2 separate regions of the Homo sapiens genome follow, and region 1 is linked to region 2. A link is an interaction called in ENCODE POLR2A ChIA-PET data of the cell type or tissue named here. Cell type or tissue: OCI-LY7. All regions are shown on one strand. Links, peaks and the distances in the headings refer to the core of each region. The heading gives the core; the rest is flanking DNA.

Evidence for each region. ChIA-PET counts read pairs that join two places held together with the same protein. Peaks named below come from ENCODE experiments on the same cell type or tissue, not always from the same donor. Only the 100,000 strongest peaks of a DNase experiment are listed, where the experiment ranks them.
Region 1: POLR2A ChIA-PET joins it to region 2 with 7 read pairs; 3 of 35 experiments call an interaction of 5 or more read pairs at or near these places.

What each region holds. Positions count from the first base shown.
Region 1 is chr3:48,737,081-48,750,077 of GRCh38, reverse strand. It overlaps PRKAR2A (protein kinase cAMP-dependent type II regulatory subunit alpha), which reads left to right. Exons shown (of 11, transcript NM_004157.4): 11 at 1-3,492. Among named protein-coding and RNA genes, the nearest start is that of IP6K2, 26 kb to the right of the region's middle. RefSeq lists a silencer at 12,443-12,532. In OCI-LY7, for the core only: no CTCF peak of the experiment used is centred there; no DNase peak of the experiment used is centred there.
Region 2 is chr3:48,622,339-48,627,922 of GRCh38, reverse strand. It overlaps SLC26A6 (solute carrier family 26 member 6), which reads left to right. Exons shown (of 21, transcript NM_022911.3): 18 at 868-1,047; 19 at 1,238-1,292; 20 at 1,569-1,705; 21 at 1,923-2,200. The coding sequence ends at 1,937. Among named protein-coding and RNA genes, the nearest start is that of TMEM89, 3.4 kb to the right of the region's middle. In OCI-LY7, for the core only: no CTCF peak of the experiment used is centred there; a DNase peak (open chromatin) is centred at 3,752.

The sequences.
Region 1 (12,997 bases), core at 5,993-8,492, 120 kb before region 2:
AAAAATTTTTTTTTAATTTGTCAGGTGTGGTGATGCATGCATGTAGTCCCAAATACTTAGGAGGCTGAGGTGGAAGGATCACTTGAGCCCAGGAGGTCAAGGCAACAGTGAGCTGTGATCATGCCACTGCACTCCAGTCTGGGTGACACAGTGAGACCCTGTCTCTTAAAAAAAAAAAAAGAAAGAAAAAAAATTATTCTTTAGGTAATTTCACTTGGACATATTCATGTATATGGAGTTTGTCAGCTGACTCAGGCATTTACCCTAAAGATCAAATCTGTTTTCAAAAATTGGCATTGGCCAGGCACGGTGACCCACACCTGTAATCCCAGCACTTTGGGAGGCCGAGGCGGGCGGATCACGAGGTCAGGGGTTCAAGACCAGCCTGGCCAACATAGTGAAACCCCGTCTCTACTAAAAATACAAAAAATTAGCTGGGCATGGTGGTGGGCGCCTGTAATCCCAGCTACTTGAGAGGCTCAGGCAGGAGAATCGCTTGAACCTGGGAGTGGAGGTTGCAGTGAGCCGAGATTGCACCATTGTATTCCACCCCGGGTGACAGTGCAAGACTCCATCTCAAAAAAAAAAAAAAAATTTGGCATCATTTACAATTTCATAGAATTACTGTGAAGGCCTTTCTAGTTGAGATGTTGGGGTATTTGGGATTCTAATTGTTAACCCCAGAAGAAGGTAATTTAGCTTGTATTTATTTAAAACCCATTTAGCCTTTTACTTATATCTGGTAGAATTCCAGTGATCATCCTAATAAGGTATATTTCAGAATAATTTTTTTTTCCTTCAGAATAACTTAGAATCAGATGCTATAAGGGCTCCTAGGAGCAGTGTGAAATTTCCGTAAAGATAAATTTGAATGTTGTAACCAAGTTTATATTAAACCAAGAGGCCATTTCCAATATGATTTTTTGTTTCTTTTTAACTTGTTAAGTCCCTAAGAGATTACATGCTAGGGCTTGAGTCATTTCTATTGTAGATAATGATGGCCCACACAGTCACCTTCAACTATCCACATAAGCTAGGCTTTCCGCTTTTGCCACGGACAGTGTGACCAAGATATTTCCAGAGTAAATAACCCACCACAACCTTGGTAATTCCTCTTTTCTTCTTAAGCTCCAGGAAGCGAAAGCAGAAGGACTCTTTTCAGACTGCCCTCTGTAGCCTACATTGCAGCTTTCCAAAACAGGCAGCTAGCACTGGGAAAGCCCATGTGGTGACCCCATATTTTTCTGAGGTTCTTCTTTTCCATGGTGTTACTTTATTATCAGAAAGTAAATTCAGAAAACAGGTCTTGCCCTTAGCAGACAAGAACCACACCAGTTTCTTGTAAAGGTAACGGATACATTGGGATTCAGGAGTGACACAGAGGTCCAGCCCCAGAACTTGTAAGGATTTTGTTTGAACACTGAGCAGATGCCTCCTCCCTGCCACCCATCACACTAGTTAGGGCTGGCCATGAATTCTATGCCAGAGTCACTCCTGCAGTCTGCTAGGGATGGGCCTTCTTATCCCACTCTCGCACACATCCCAGTCTAGTCTTTGCCTTCACAGAGTCCTCCTTGACACCCCTGACTTAATGATAGTTGCTGTTTTGGAGTAGAATTGATCAGGTTTAAGTCATCCTGCTCAGGTTGGGCATAGTGGCTCATGCCTGTAATCTCAGCACTTTGGGAAGCCAAAGTGGGAGGATTGCTTGAGCCCAGGAGTTCCAAACCATCCTGGGCAACAGAGGGAGACCCTGTCTCTACCAAGAAAAAAAAAAAAAAAAAAAGTTAAAAAAACAATTAGCTGGACCTGGTGGTGCACACTCAGTAGGCTGAGGTGAAAGGATTCCTTTAACCTGGGAGACTGAAGCTGCAGTGAGCCATGATCGTGCCACTGCACTCCAGTCTGGGGGACAAAGTGGGACCCTATCTCAAAAAAAAAAAAAAAAAGTCATCCTCCTCCAACTACTGATTGACATATGGATCATCAGTTCAGACCCTCACTGCATACAGGATCCCTAGAGGGTTCTATTTAATAGCTTGAGGAAGGGAGACTTTAAAAGGACGTGTGTGAGTGAAATAGGATATAGCCATTACCACGGTGCCAGGACCTGACAGCGTTCCAATTCTTTTTGCAGCATGGGGAATCAAAGGTGGCATGCCAAGTTCAACTCAGGGCTGAGGTATCCACATTGTCCACATCAGGCAAGCCCTGCACTGACGGTTGAGCCTCATGGAGAGGAGCATGTGTTGGAAAGAGATCCCTTTGTTAACTGTTTTGTGGTGTTCTCTTCAATGAATTAGAGCTCATGCCCCTTTTCTGGCTTTGCTGTTGATTTTGGATGGTAGAGAATATTCCTGAGAGCCTTCCTTTTGGCCCCCAGCTTATGCCACCCACTCTCTTCTCTTGGTTGAATTCTCTGAAGGAAAGGTTCATGTGCTATTGTCCTGTTAGTCAATAGTCTTCATATATAATTGTGTTACATATATTGCTGTAGACTCTCAGAAATCAGGGTAGAGCTTTTCCTTTGAGCAGTTTAATGAGTGAATTCAGCAGCAAAGTCGCAAGAAATGGTTCTCCAGCCAGGAGAGGTTATGTTTATCCTCTGATTGCCCGTTTTCTCTGCACACAGTGATATCGTATTCAGTGAGAGGTGCTGTTGGCACCCAGCAGCACCCTGGGCACACAGCATTTCATGTCATGTCACAGTGTACAAGCTACCCTCTAATTCAGAAAGAAGAGCATTTTGCACAGAGAAAAATAAAAAGATCCATGAATGTCATCTTTTATCTTTTATTTTCAGTTGGCTGATGTTGGAATTTTTGTTCTTGTCATGAACTTGTAAACCAATCTTGCCAAGATACAAGTTGTTTTGGTTTTTCACTACAATGACCTCTTGTTCCTCCTGTCTTGACTGCTGACGTTCCTCAATGATTCTATTGTCTATTTTATGGGAAGCAGCCTTCCCATAGGTTTCCTTTTACACACTGCAGGGCTATCTTTATACTTTAAAAAAAAAAAAAAAAAAAAAAAAAAGGACAAGAACTGTCACTAACCTCATGGAGGGGTTTGCGTAAAACCATTTAGCCCACCTTGAGCAAAGGGTAGATTCCGTGTTGTTTTTTTAAGCTCACTGTAATAAAATAAATCTAATTCAGCATTATTGTGCTACCTCAAAGGTAAAAAATGTTTTAAGGTCTTCTTTTGGTCCTGAGTTCTATATACAGTGTTTGAAATGTCCTTCATTTGGAATTATTTTTTAAATTCTTGGAGTGAATTTTATTTTAATCTGTTTTAATCTTGTATTTTAATCTCAGAAGAATAAGTGATTGAAACGTGATCAATTCTTGCTCTGTGGTGTTAAACATATAATGAACAGTCATTAAGAATTAAGTCACTGTTTGCCATAAACAAGGTTGATGTTCTTTTTGTTGTTGTTAAGGAAACCCTAGGGCTCGGCTTTACTCTTGATTAATAAAGGCTGACAAATCATGTCTGACTTTCTGGTGCAGTCTTATGTTACGTGTTTGCCATTTTGCTTCAGGGCTCCAGGCCGTCATAGCACTCCTTTGGCAGATTCATTCTTCTGGTAGATCTGGGATTAGGGTATGAGCCCTTGAAAATTAGGGACCCCTTGTACTAGTCAGGGTTCTCCAGAGAAGCAGTCAGTAGGGTGTGTGTGTATGTGTATAAAGATTCTTTTTTTTTTTTTTTTTTTTTTTTTAGTGACAGGATCTCACTATGTTGTCCAGGCTGGTTTCAAACTCCTAGGCTCAAGCAGTCTTCCTGCCTCAGCTTCCAGCTTCCCAAAGTGCTGGAATTATAGGTGTGAGCCACTGCACCCAGCCTAAAGATTTATTATAAGGAATTGGCTCACACAGTTATGGAGGTGGGCAAGTCCCAAGATCTGCAGGGTGAATTGGCTAGCTGTAGACCCAGGAGAGCCAATGGTTTAGTTCCAGTTCAAATGTGAAGGCCTGAGATTCAGAAGAGCCAATGTTGTTGTTCTTGTCCAAAAGCCAGCAGGCTCAAGACCCAGGAAGAACCAGTGTTTCAGTTAGCGTCCAAAAGCAGGAAAAAAGACAACATCCCAGTTCAAAGGTGGGCATTCTGTCTTACTTGGGGAAGAGTTGGCCTTTTTGTTCTATTCACGCCTTCGACTGATTGGATGAGGCCCACACACATTAGGGAAGGTCATCTACTTTACTTCTATACCAAATTAAATGTTAATCTTATCCAGGCTGGGCACGATGACTCAGACCTGTAATCCCAGCACTTTGGGAGGTGGAGGTGGGCGGATCACCTGAGGTCAGGAGTTTGAGACCAGCCTGGCCAACATGGTGAAACCCAGTCTCTACTAAAAACACAAATATTAGCCAGGTATGGTGGCACATTCCTATAATCCCAGCCATTTGGAAGGCTGAGGTAGGAGAGTCACTTGAACCCAGGAGGTGGAGGTTGCAGTGAGCCGAGATTGCATCATTCCACTCACTCCAGCATGGGCGACAAGAGTGAAACTCAGTCTCAAAAAAAAAAAAAAAAAAAAAAAACCTTATCCAAAAACACCCTCACAGAAACATCTGGAATAATGTTGGATCAAATATCTGGGCACACTGTGGCCCAGTCAAGTTAACACATAAAATTAGCAATCACAACATGGTATTTGAATGGTTGTGGATGATGTGCAAGGGTATCCTGTATATCCCTTGCCAGGAAGACAAACTCACCAATGAAACCCAGCAGAGCTGGGTATGGTGGCTCACACCTGTAATCCAGGTGCTTTGGGAGGCTAAGGCAGGAGGATCATTGAAGTTTGAAACCAGCCTGGGCAACATAGTAAGACCCTGTCTCTACAAAAAATAAAAAATAGCCTGGCACGGTGTCTGAAAAAAAAAAAAAAAAAGGCTGGGTGCGGTTGCTCATGCCTATAATCCCAGGACTTTGGGAGGCTGAGGCAGGTGGATCATTTGAGGTCAGGAGTTTAAAACCAGCCTGGCCAACATGGTGAAACCCCGTCTCTACTAAAAATACAAATATTATCCAGGTGTGGTGGCGGGTGCCTGTAATCCCAACTACTCAGGAGGCTGAGGCAGGAGAATTGCTTGAACCCAGGAGGTAGAGGTTGCAGTGAACCAAGATTGCGCCACTGCACTCCAGCCTGGGCAACAGAGTGAGACTCCGTTTAAAAAAAAAAGTAGAAAACATCTGTCACTCAATATTATTTACATAATTTCCTTCTCTGTGACATGGCTATAACCAGAACTAGCAAGGATGCTGTGACAGCCCACTGTACCTACAATTTCTTTTCAGGTGACCAAAGGAAGCGCCTTGTTGCAGTTTGATCTTGCCCACATTTGGACAGAGACACCTGCCTGTACCAAAGGGCCAACTGTGGGAGCATATGAAATCTAGGACCCAAGCAACTGGTAGATGGAAATCTTGGGACTCACTAGGGCCCAATAAACTGGTAGCTGAACCCTCTAAAAACCAAAGTGTCTTTGTTTGAAAGCTTTAAAAATTAAATGTCAGCCAGGCATGGTGGCTCACTCCTGTAATCTCAGCCCTTTGGGAGGCTGAAGTGGGAGGATCGCTTGAGCCCAGGAGTTTAAGACCAGCCTGGGCAACATAGTGAAACCGCATCTCTCGCTCTTTTTTTTTTTTAAAGACAGAGTCTTGCTCTGTCGCCCAGGCTGGAGTGCAGTGACGTGATCTTGGCTCATTGCAAGCTCCACCTCCTGGGTTCATGCTATTCTCCTTGCCTCAGCCTCCCGAGTAGCCAGGACTACAGGCGCCCACCACCATGCCCGGCTAATTTTTTTTTTTTTTCAGTAGAGACAGGGTTTCACCGTGTTAGCCAGGATGGTCTCGATCATGAAACCGCATCTCTAAAAAATTTTTTTTAATTAAAAAAAAATTGTGGCTGGGCACAGTGGCTCACGCCTATAATCCCAGCTCTTAGGGAGGCAGAGGCAGGAGGATAGCTCGAGCCCAGGAGTCCGAGACCTGCCTGGGCAACGTAACGAGACCCCATTCTCCACCAAAAGGAAAAAACAAAATTGTGGTTTTGTTTTCGTGGTAGTACTGCTATGACATAAGACATTCCAGGACAATGTCAAGATCATATCATCCGTAGTCTCAGCCTTGAAGAGGGAACATTACATGAGGACTATGTTAGTGTGTCCTAACAGGAAGCTAGAAATTTGTCCCATCAAAGTTACCTGAATATATTACCTGAGTATATAGTGATAGGGAATCACTTAATTTTATAACAACAATTAAAACAGTATTAAAAAGTGGGAGGAAATTGGGGTCACTTAACAAAGCATCATATTAAGTATAAATTTTGCTTCCTTTACCCATTCTCTCTAGAGACAAATCATGGCCAGTGATACATACTGTTACCTGATTGTTTTCTGATATATAAATAAAATGTGGAGTGTTGGCCAGGTGCTGTGGCTCACGCCTGTAATCCCAGCACCTTGGGAGGCCGAGGCAGGCGGACCATGAGGGTAAGAGATCAAGACCATCCTGGCCAACGTAGTGAAACCCCGCGTCTACTAAAAATACAAAAATTAGGGCGGGCACAGTAGCTCACACCTGTAATCCCGACACATTGGAAAGCCGAGGTGGGCAGAACATGAGGTCAGGAGTTCGAGACCAGCCTGACCAACATGGTGAAACCCCGTCTCTACTGAAAATACAAAAATTAGCCGGGTGTGATGGTGTGCAGTAATTCCAGCTACTCAGGAGGCTGAGGCAGGAGAATCACTTGAACCTGGGAGGCGAAGGTTGCAGTGAGCCGAGATCGTGCTACTGCACTCCAGCCTGGGCAACAGAGCAAGACTCCATCTCAAAGAAAAAAATAAATAAAAGTACAAAAATTATCTGGGCGTGGTGGCATGCGCCTGTAGTCCCAGCTATTCGGGAGGTTGAGGCAGGAGAATCGCTTGAACCTCGGAGGCGGAGTTTTCAGTGAGCTGAGATCGTGCCACTGCACTCCAGCCTGGCAACAGAGTGAGACTCCGTCTCAAAAAAAGAAAAAAAAATGCTGAGTGTTGACCAGGAACCTACTAATCAGTTGTGAATTCAGACAAGTATTACCAAGTTCTAACTTGGAATGTTAGAAGTTAGGTCTGCCTAAGCTCATTTGTTCATTGAATAAATCCTGATGACCAGCTGTGAATGTTTCTAACCCTGTGTTTAAACCCCAAGAATTAGCAACAATAATGGTACTGAGATCTATCAGGTGATTCCTGGAGCTTTCATCCAGTGCCCGTGGAGTTTATCCTCCATGTTTCTCTCTTTTTTTTTTTTTTTTTTTTGAGTGCAGTGGCACGATCTCAGCTCACTGCAAGCTCCGCCTCCCGGGTTCAAGTGATTCTCGAGCCTCAGCCTCCCGAGTAGCTGGGATTACAGGCGTGTGCCACCATACCTGGCTAATTTTTGTATTTTTATAGAAATGGGGTTTCACCATGTTGGCCTGGCTGGTCTCAAACTCCTGACTTCAGGTGATCCGCCAGTCTCAGCCTCCCAAAGTGCTGGAATTACAGGCGTGAGCTGCCGCTCCGGGCCTGTTCCTCCACATTTCTGGACTCATGCAGATAGCAGCCCCTCTCCTATCTCAAGGATGATTATGCTTCTAGTGTCTGTTGTCCTTAGTCATGCTACTCTTTTCTCTCTGGGCTGCTGTTGTGTCTTCATAAAATGAGTAACCTAGACACGCAAGCATGTGATGTCCCTTGCTGCTCTACCTTGCATCATACAATTCTGTTTATAGAAGCATTCTGGGGGAGCAGTGAAAGGAGAACAGCTAGTTTTTTGTTTTGTTTTGTTGTATTTTGTTTTGTTTTTTGAGACAGAGTCTCACTCTGTTACCTAGGCTGGAGTGCAGTGGTGTGATCTCAGCTCACTGCAACCTCCGCCTTCCGTGTTCAAGCGATTCTCCTGCCTCAGCCTCCCAAGTAGCTGGGACTACAGGCATGCGCCACCACGCCTAGCTAAGTTTTGTATTTTTAGTAGAGACGGGGTTTCCCTATGTTGGCCAGGCTGGTCTTGAACTCCTGACCTCATGATCCGCCCTCCTTGTCCTCCCAACGTGCCGGGATTATAGGCATGAGCCACTGCGCCTGGCCAAGAACAACTAGATTTAAGATTTGAAGGACTCCCCCCAGGTAGGGACTCCTCAGAAACTGTCATCTTTTTTTTTTTTTTTTTTGAGACAGAGTTTCACTCTTGTCGCCCAGGCCAGAGTGCAGTGGCACAATCTCGGCTCATTGCAACCTCTCTGCCTCCTTAGTTCAAGTGATTGTCCTGCTTCAGCCTCCCAAGAAGCTGGGATTACAGGCACCCACCACCATGCCCAGCTAATTTTTGTATTTTTAGTAGAGACAGGGTTTCACCATGTTGGCCAGGCTGCTCTGGAACTCCTGAGCTCAAATGATTCGCCCGCCTCAGCCTCCCAAAGTGCTGGGATTGCAGGCGTGAGCCACTGCGCCCAGCCAGAAATTGTGATCTTTATGCTAGTTATTCTAAACATCATGAGAAAGTTTGGCCAGCAATGCATTTCTGGCCTCAATTGCCTTCTGTGAGGTCAGGTGCTAGGAATCAAATTTTTCTGAAGGTGTCTCTTTTTTTTTGAGACAGAGTCTCGCTCTTGTTGCCCAGGCTAGAGTGCAATGGCGTAATCTTGGCTCACTGCACTTCGCCTCCCGGGTTCAAGCAATTCTTCTGCCTCAGCCTCCTAGTGTAGCTGGAATTACAGGCATGTGCCACCACGCCCAGCTAATTTTGTATTTTTAGTAGAGACCTGAGGTGATCCGCCCGCTTCGGCCTCCCAAAATGCTGGGATTACAGGCGTGAGCCACTGCGCCCAGTTGAAGGTGTCTCTTATGTGTGAATTTTTTTTTTTTTGAGACAGTCTTACTCTGTTGCCCAGGCTGGAGTGTGCAGTGGCGTGATCTTGGCTCACTGCAACCTCCTCCGCCTCCCGGGTTCAAGCAATTCTCCCGCCTCCACCTCCCGAGTAGCTGGGATTACAGGCATGCGCCACCACGCCCAGCTAATTTTTGTATTTTTAGTAGAGATGGGGTTTCACCATGTTGGCCAGGATGGTCTCGAATCCCTGACGTCAAGTGATCCACCCATTTCGGCCTCCCAAAGTGCTGGGATTACAGGTGTGAGCCACCGCGCCCAGCCACTTACAACATTTCTAACCCTCCCTCTCACTTCTTCCCAACCAGAATCCTTGATCTTGTGGGCATTTCTTTCTGTTCTATAAAACCATTTATCTGGCATGTCTTTCAGTACACAAAGTTAGGCGTGCCCAGCCCATTTGTACACCACAGGGCAGGAGGCTAGCCAGGCTACAGTATGAGACCAGAGGATTGGCACTACCCACTAGGAAAACCAGCAGGACTCTTCACCAGTCAGTCTATGCTGATAGGCAGACAAATGCACATTTGACAGGCAGCTATTGGGGAAGGCTGCTGAAACAGAAGATACCAGCCAAATCCCCTGTAGCCTTCTTGGCCATGGGCCTACCCCTTCCTCCCTCTGCAGAACTGCACTGAGCCAGGGGACAAAGGTCACTGTGTACTCTGCTATAAGCCAGGATCCAGCAATACCCTTTCTGGCTAGGTCCTCCAACTCCCGGAAGGAGGGGAGGTGTGTGCAGTTGTTTTTTGTCTGCTAAACAGATAAAAAGGAGCTAAAATCTAGACCCACCAGATAAGCAAACCAGCACTTTAGAGTATAACATCCAGTGATGGTCAAACTGTTCACTTTCATTCTGAAACTGCTGGCGTGGGCACGAGTGGACAGCTGCAGTACACACTCCCATGTCTGCTGTGAGCTGAGTCTTGGCCTGTGGCCAGGTAGGGAGAAGGCCTTTGGGACGGGTAAGCCTGGGACGCGGGACATGCTGGAAGCACGCGTGAGTGGCAGTACTGCATTTTGCCACTTTGGCCAGCAGGGGCCGGGCTGTCCTGGAGCTCCCAGCATCCTGCCCCAGAACTGTGCAGCCGGCCCCAAGCCCAGGGTGACAAATGAGGCTGCGCGCTGGCTCAGGGCCCCCGCTGACCTTCCAAGTCTCAGCCCAGACCCCACACGAGGGGTTGTTCTCCAGGAAGCTCCAGCCTTGGTGGCACTGGGTCCCTGAGCTCTTTTCCAACCAGAGCATAGCTGGGTGGAAGAGCATGTGACCCTCAGACTCTGAGCTTGGGGCGCTGCACCTCCCTCGGGACTCAAGATGGTTCCACCTGGCTGACAGCTCCTGTCTCAGTCTAGCCAGACAAAAACGGGTTGGGACCCTCATCCTGGGCCTCCGCTTGCAGCTGTGTACGAAGATGGCAGGCTTATGGGAGGATGTCCACTCCCACTGACCCTGGCATTGCCTGAGTCCCTTGCCTACCTGGGCTGGGCCAAGACCCAACTGCAATCAATTGTCTGGGGTCCACTCGCTGCTGTGGTCTCTGCCTTTGTGCTCACCTCAAGGTTTGTATCTCTGGCTTACAGCAAAAGCAGCCCCCACCCCTAACGCAGAGCTGGCCTCACAACTGAAAACCGGGAAGGCCCTCACTTGGCACTGGGGAACTAGTTCAAGGGCCAGGTGCATGCAAGGGCATATTAAGAGTGCAGGGGTGGGGCCCACTGACACTGGGCGGGCTTCTAGCACAATGGGAATACCTCAGCTGGCCCCTCCAGCTTTGTCCTGCCTGGACGTGCTGGGGACAGGGTGTGTGTGTCCAGGATATACTAGGAACCCTCCCAACCCTGGCCTTGTGGGATCCTTTTCTTGGTAATTTTCCTGTCTTTTGTTCTGGAAAAAAAAAATCTAGGAATTATTTGCCACCAACCCCTCTCTGCATGGCCCACGTCCCAGGGCTGTGGGTGCAGCTGAGGGTCATCAGAGACCTTAGCCCCACCTCTGCCCGAGTGGGACCATTGTGTTCCCAACTCCGAGCTGAGCTGCCTGTCCAGTTCTTCAGCGCTGGAGGCCCTGGGCTGACTCCAGGCAGGAGGGAGTGGGGGTGAGCAAGAACAGCCAGCGGGTTTAAGGAATGGGCAGGAAAAGGAACCTGGAGTGCAGAAGCACCCCTCTACCTCCTCATCAGACTCTTGCCCCCTCCACCTTTGGAGGTCCTCTTTGGGGATCAGAGGCCCATCTCTGCCAGGGGCCTGAAGACCTACATCCTGGAGGTGAGGTCTGTGCTCAGCATCTCACCTGTACCCTTCATCTCCAAAACCATTGCAGTGCTTGCTGCCTGGCCCTAGAGCCCTGTCCTCCAACCTCTCGCACCTCTGCCTCCCTCAGCAATGACTTGCCATGGGTCAGAAACTCCGGTCTCCCTCTTTGCTCCCCACCATCCTCCTCTAGCTCCTGCCCCATTCTGAAACTTGCCTGTGGTTGCCATTACCCTTCCTCACCTCCCATTCTTGCCACAGCCCATGGCACAGTCCCCAGTGACTTCCGCTGACAAAACCAGTGCACATACTAGCTCTCTGGAATCCCAGCAAAATTCACTGGGATTGACTTCTCCCTCCTGCTTCAAGGACCACATTCTCAGGAATCATTCAGCCCTCCTGGTTTTCCTTCCAGCTCTTATGATCATCCTCATCTCTGTTGCCACCTTTAACTACACATAGTTAAATGTTGGAGTGACCCAAGACTGTACTCTGGGCTCTTCTCCCTCCCTCCCTCCTTAGGGAATTTTGTCAGGAACAGTGTGGCTTTGAGTGTTATCACCATGCTGCTCTCTCTGAATTTATACTTCCAGCTGGGACACTTCACCCTGAACTAGTTGTCCCACTGCTTGACATCTCCACTAAGGCTATGAAACAGCTGTCCCAAATATTGTCTTTTTTTTTTTTTTTCTTGAGATGGAGTCTCGCTGTGTTGCTCAGGCTGGAGTGCAGTGGCACGAGCTCGGCTCACTGCAACCTCCACCTCCCAGGTTCAATGGATTCTCCTACCTCAGCCTCCTGAATAGCTGGGATTACAGGTGCAGGCCACCACGTCCTGCTAATTTTGTATTTTTAGTAGAGACAGGACTTCACCATGTTGGCCAGTCTGGTCTGGAACTCCTGATCTCATGTGATCCGCCCGCCTTGGCCTCCCAAAGTGCTGGGATTGCAGGCATGAGCCACCACACCCGGCCCATCCTCTTATTTTTCATCAGTACTCCCTCTCCAGTTGTACCACCCTTCTGTCCTGAAGAAGTCTCCAACTGCCATCACCTCTAATCTGTCCACTCTCAGATCCCAACTCTTCTTTAAAATCCCTCCAGTGCTTTCCCCTCCTTGGACTTAATACTTGGCTTTAGTCCCAGTCTTAATTACCCTCTAGGATTAACAGCCAGAGTCTTATTTTTGAAATGTGACTTTTGCCACATTAGCCCTCGGCTGAGTGCTCATGTAACTTCCTTCCAGCCTTGCAAAGGCGTAAATGGTCCAGGCCAAGGCCTATCTACTGTCCCTTCACTGCAACCACTGGGAACCTTATGCAAATTTTGCTTTGCTTTTGGTTTTGTTTGTTTTTTGAGACAGAGTCTTGCTTTGTCACCCAGGCTAGAGTGCAATGGCACAGTCTCAGCTCACTGCAACCTCCATCTCCCAGATTTAAGCGATTCTCCTGCCTCAGCCTCTCGAGTAGCTGGCACTACAGGTGTGTGCCACCACACCCAGCTAATTTTTTGTATTTTTAGTAGAGACGGGGTTTCACCATTTTGGCCAGGCTGTTCTTGAACTCCTGTCCTAGTGACTCGCCTGCCTCAGCCTCCCAAAGTGCTGGGATTACAGGTGTGAGCCACCATGCCCAGCAGGTTTTGTTTTTTTAATTTAATTTTTTAAAGTGTAGGATATAACAAATACATAAAAGTACATAAAACAAAGATGTTTTGCTCAATTATTTTTCACAGACCAAACAGAAACCCAACACAGATGAAAAACATTCCCAGTGCCCTGCAGCACCCCCTTGTGGCCCACCAGTCACCCCTCCCTA
Region 2 (5,584 bases), core at 2,704-5,203:
GGTGACAGCTGTGAGCTGCAGAGATGCAGGATCCACATGTCTCATGAGGAATGCCATGGACCCAGCAGCTGTGGGCTCGAGGGTGTTGCGCCGATGGCAGGAGGAGTGGGGAGGCTGGGTCAGATATTCTTCAGGGAGCGTCGTGATATGCCACAGAATCTAGGCTTAGATTCTCAGGCCTAGATGAAGACCTTGAATTTGTAGATCCCACAAGACTTCCCCCAGAGTCTGCTCATGGGTAGAGGAAAGGGATGGGGTATATGGGAGAAAATCAAGGGGTCAAAGGCAGGCGTGGTGGTACGCGCCTGTAGTCCCAGCTCTTCGGGAGGCTAAGGCGGGAAAATCATTTGAGCCCAGGAGCTCGGGGCTGCAGTGCGCTCTAATGGTGCCTGTGAATAACCACTGCATTCAGCCTGGGCAATGAAGCGAGACCCCGTCTCTAAAAAAAAAATTGAGGGGTCAAAGAGGATGCCAAACTTAATTAGAGACTGAGACAGGGCAGGGTGCCGAGGTGTCTGCATGCGTTTCATGTGGATGCCCGTGTCTATTCTGGCCTGCTCCTGGGCCCCCTCCCCACTCAGCCCTGGCTGATGAGAATGGGACAGGGACTCCCTTCTCGTGTCCCTGTGCAGCGTCGGCCCAGGAGGTAGCAGAGCAGTATATGCACATCTGGGTGTGCCCTCCTGCATGTCCCCACACATCTGTCATTCCTGTCTTTGCACACCTATGTGACTCCCGCATGTTTGTGTCCTTATGTGTCCCATGCATGCTCCCCATCTGACCTTGCGTGTTCTCGCGTGTCTGTGTGCGGCCAGTCCTGCCTTCACTCTCTCATGGGTGGCCCTGGCAGCATGTCTGGCTCCCCAGCAGGTGAGCTCAGGAGATAAGATGGAAGATGCAACAGCCAATGGTCAAGAAGACTCCAAGGCCCCAGATGGGTCCACACTGAAGGCCCTGGGCCTGCCTCAGCCAGACTTCCACAGCCTCATCCTGGACCTGGGTGCCCTCTCCTTTGTGGACACTGTGTGCCTCAAGAGCCTGAAGAATGTAAGGACGGGGGCAGGCCAAGGCCCCTCGAGCTTCCACACTGACCCTGTAATTTGCCCTGAGAGCACTCCCAGCCTCTGACTCCCCAAACCCTCAAAGCTCCCCTTCTAAACTCCCTCCCCAAGCCTGCCCGAGCCCCCCTCTGAGTCCCTGAGCCTCCCTCTGAGGCTGGCCCCCTTTTCCGCTACAGATTTTCCATGACTTCCGGGAGATTGAGGTGGAGGTGTACATGGCGGCCTGCCACAGTGAGTAGGGTGGGAACAGCAGGAGGGACCTGGGAAGAGGGTAGGATACTTTTGGCCAAGGGGTTTTCCAAGTAGCACAAGGAAAAAGTCTTTCTCTGGAACTGGAGGTCAGAGGTGTCCTGGGAGACAGGAGTCCAGGGTTACAAGTGATGTGGATTCAGCTGTAGCCTCAGGGGTGGAGGTCAGGGGTGATGAGGTCAGGGCATTCTGTTGGCTCCCGGGAGTTGAGTTCCTAGAGGTTCTGAGAGTCAGGGGAGGCCTACTTCTTGCCCACAGGCCCTGTGGTCAGCCAGCTTGAGGCTGGGCACTTCTTCGATGCATCCATCACCAAGAAGCATCTCTTTGCCTCTGTCCATGATGCTGTCACCTTTGCCCTCCAACACCCGAGGCCTGTCCCCGACAGCCCTGTTTCGGTGAGCCTACCTCTGGCCTGCCAAGCTCTTTTTTGTTAATCTATTGCTTGTCCCCACCCTGGCCCCAGCTCCAGGGAGTCTTTCCTGGTGGCCATGGCTCTGTCCCCAGTGGGCCCAGTGCTTTCTCCGCTGTCTTTGGATAAAGCTGTTCTAGGGGCGGGGGTTGGTCTGTGTCCTTTGGAAACTGACTAGAGCCTCCCCTCCTCTGCCTGCTCAGGTCACCAGACTCTGAACATGCTACATCCTGCCCAAGACTGCACCTCTGGAGGTGCAGGGCACCCTTGAGAAGCCCCTCACCCCTAGGCCGCCTCCAGGTGCTACCCAGGAGTCCCCTCCATGTACACACACACAACTCAGGGAAGGAGGTCCTGGGACTCCAAGTTCAGCGCTCCAGGTCTGGGACAGGGCCTGCATGCAGTCAGGCTGGCAGTGGCGCGGTACAGGGAGGGAACTGGTGCATATTTTAGCCTCAGGAATAAAGATTTGTCTGCTCAACTCCAGTCTCTGCTGTGGCTTGGTGGGGCCCTGGTGGTGGGTGGTCCACAGCTGTGGCTGCTGACCCTTCCTGTGCCCTGAAGGTGAGACGGGGCAGAAGGTGTAGGAAGGACTCGGGAGGTTAGGGTACAGAGCAGGGGAGCTGTGGAGGCATCCCCTGTTAAGGTCTCTCCCCAGCCATGCATAGCCCTCACTCGCTGTCTCCTCAGATGTGAAACAGTTGGAACCAGAGCTGCTTCTCAGGAATAATTTGCTCTCAGGAATACCCGAGAAGGTACAGGGCAGCGTGGGTGCCAATGGGCAGTCCCTGGAGGATACAGAGTGAACACCTAGGAGCAGCTGTTCCCCCACACTGCTGCTCTATGCTTAAGAATAAGCATGACCGGGCCGGGCACGGTGGTTCACACCTGTAATCCCAGCACTTTGGGAAGCAGAGGCAGGTGGATCACTTGACATCAGGAGTTCAAGAACATCCTGGCCAACATGGTGAAATCCCACCTCTACTAAAAATACAAAAGTTAGTCGGGCGTGGTGATACATGCCTGTAATCCCAGCTACTCGGGAAGCTGAGGCATGAGAATCGCTTGAACTTGGGAGGCAGAGGTTGCAATGAGCCCAGATCATGCCCCGCATGGGTGACAGATCACCTGGGCATGGTAGAACACTGTCAGCCAAGGAGTGTGTGTTGATTTCTGCCATTAAATGCCGACATCTGGGCATGTGACCCAGCAGGCAGTGGGGCGTTGGGTCAGCTGACAGTGATGGCAGGGGAGGGACCGGGTCTTAGGATCTGTCTGGGCCTCAGTGTGCTGTTCATCGGTAGAGCGTGAGTGGCTACAATTCTTGCTTCAGGGGTTGCTCAGTGAATATTAAATGAGTAGATGCCGGGCCTATAATCCCAGCACTTTGGGAGGCCCGAGGCAGGTGAAACCCCATCTCTACTAAAAATACAAAAATGAGCTGGGCATGGTGCTGGACGCCTGTAATCCCAGCTACTGGGAAGGCTGAGGTGGGAGGATCAATTGAACCCAAGAGGCGGAGGTTGCAGTGAGCTGAAATCATGCTGGAGGGAGCTGCACTCCAGCTCGTGTGACAGAGCAAGACCCTGTCTCAAAAATAAATGAGGAAATGCCAGGAAATGCGAAAACAATGCTGGGCTCAGGTCCTCTCCTCCAAACATGCGAGCACTGCTGTTCATCAGGTGCTGAGCAGGTGCCAGGCTCTGTGCAGGGGTCTGGGCACCATCCTGAGCATGGACAGAGGCCACCCTGCCCTTCAAATCGCAGAGGTACCCTTGCCTGGCTCTGTTTTATCATGGTCTGTATTGGTGCCTGGCACCATCACCCCCCACCCCCCAACTCATGGCCTAGAAGTTCAGCCCCAGGAAATAAGAGCTTTTATTTACTCTGTCACACCACGTCCTAGCATCAGAAATGGTGCCTGGCAGCTGCTCAGTAAATATTGTTTGAATGAAGCTTATATGTTGGAGAGGGCAGTTTAGACCTCAAACAGGAAATTGCAGGTAGTTAGAAATGCTTTGAAGAAAATAAAGCAGGGTCACGTGATAGAAGAGGTCATATGTTACCCAAGATGCTCATGGGAGGGGGACTCAGCAGGTGACCCTGGAACTGAAATTCCAGCCATAAGAAAGAAGGTGACTTTCTAGGCCTGGGGAGCTGTGGTGCTGGCAGTGGGGGTATTGAGGCAGGCCTGTGGGAGGCAGGGGCAGCATGAGCTGAGGTGAGAGGGTGGGGGGACCTCACAGTCCAGGGGGAGACTTTGGGCTTTGTTCTGACAGCGGGGGAGCTGCCTGTGGATTTTGATCCCACATCTTTGAGCACTCACCCAACTGCGATGTGGACTGTGGGGCTGCGGTTGGGTGTGGGGGACCTGCGAGTTTGGTCAGCCTAGAGAGGTGATGCCCCTGGTGGAAAGCAAAAGGTTTTAGGGGCCGTGTGGATTTTTTTTTTTTTTCTTTTTAAATCGGCTCTTGCTCTGTTCCCCGGGCTGGAGTGCAGTGCTGTGATCACCACTCACTACAGCATTGACCTCCTGGGCTCAAGCGATCTTCCTGCCTCAGCCTCCTAAGTAGCTGGGACTACAGGTACATGCCACCACACCCAGCTAGTTCCCCCACCTCCCCCCACCCAAGACGGAGTCTCGCTCTGTCGCCCAGGCTGGAGTGCAATGGTACGATCTTGGCTCACTGCAACCTCCACCTCCTGGGTCCAAGTGATTCTCCCACCTCAGCCTCCTGAATAGCTGGGATTACAGGCACCCACCATCATGTCCAGCTAATTTTTGTATTTTTGTAGAGACGAAGTTTCACCATATTGGCCAGGCTGGTTTTGAACTCCTGACCTCAAGTGATCCTCCTGCCTTGGCCTCCCAAAGTGTTGGGATTACAGGGGTGAGCCACCGCACCCAGCCCCAGCTAGTTTTTGTTTGTTTGTATTTTGAGATGGAGTCTCGCTCTGTCGCCCAGGCCAGAGTGCAGTGACATGATCTCAACTCACTGCAAACTCTGCCTCCCGGGTTTAAGTGATTCTCCTGCCTCAGCTTCCCAAGTAGCTGGGACTACAGGGGTGTGCCAGCACGCCCAGCTAATTTTTTTTTTTTTTTGTATTTTTAGTAGAGACGGGGTTTCACCATGTTAGCCAGGATGGTCTCAATTTCCTGATGTCGTGATCCACCCACCTCAGCTTCCTGAAGTGCTGGGATTACAAGTGTGAGCCACCACAGCCGGCCTTTTTCTTTTTTTTGAGATGGAGTTTTGCTGTTGTTGCCCAGGCTGGAATGCAATGGCGCGATCTCGGCTCACCACAACCTCCACCTTCCAGGTTCAAGTGATTCCCCTGCCTCGGCCTGCTGAGTAGCTGGGATTACAGGCATGAACCACCACGCCTGGCTATTTTAGTAGAGGCAGGTCTCCATGTTGGTCAGGCTGGTCTCGAGCCCCCGACCTCGGGTGATCCATCTGCCTTGGCCTCCCAAAGTGCTGGGATTACAGGCCTGAGCCATGGTGCCCAGCCTAGTTAAAAAAAAAAAAAAAGTTTGTAAGGTCGGGTGCGGTGGCTCACGCCTGTAATCCCAGCACTTTGGGAGGCCGAGGCAGGTGGATCACGAGGTCAGAAGATTGAGACCATCCTGGCTAACACGGTGAAACCCCGTCTCTACTAAAAATACAAAAAATTAGCCGGGCGAGGTGGCGGGCGCCTGTAGTCCCAGCTACTCAGGAGGCTGAGGCAGGAGAATGGCGTGAACCCGGGAGGCAGAGCTTGCGGTGAGCGGAGATCGTGCCACTGCACTCCAGCCTGGGCGACAGAGCAAGACTCTGTCTCAAAAAAAAAAAAAGAATTTCTGTTAGTTACTGGTTTCTTTAAC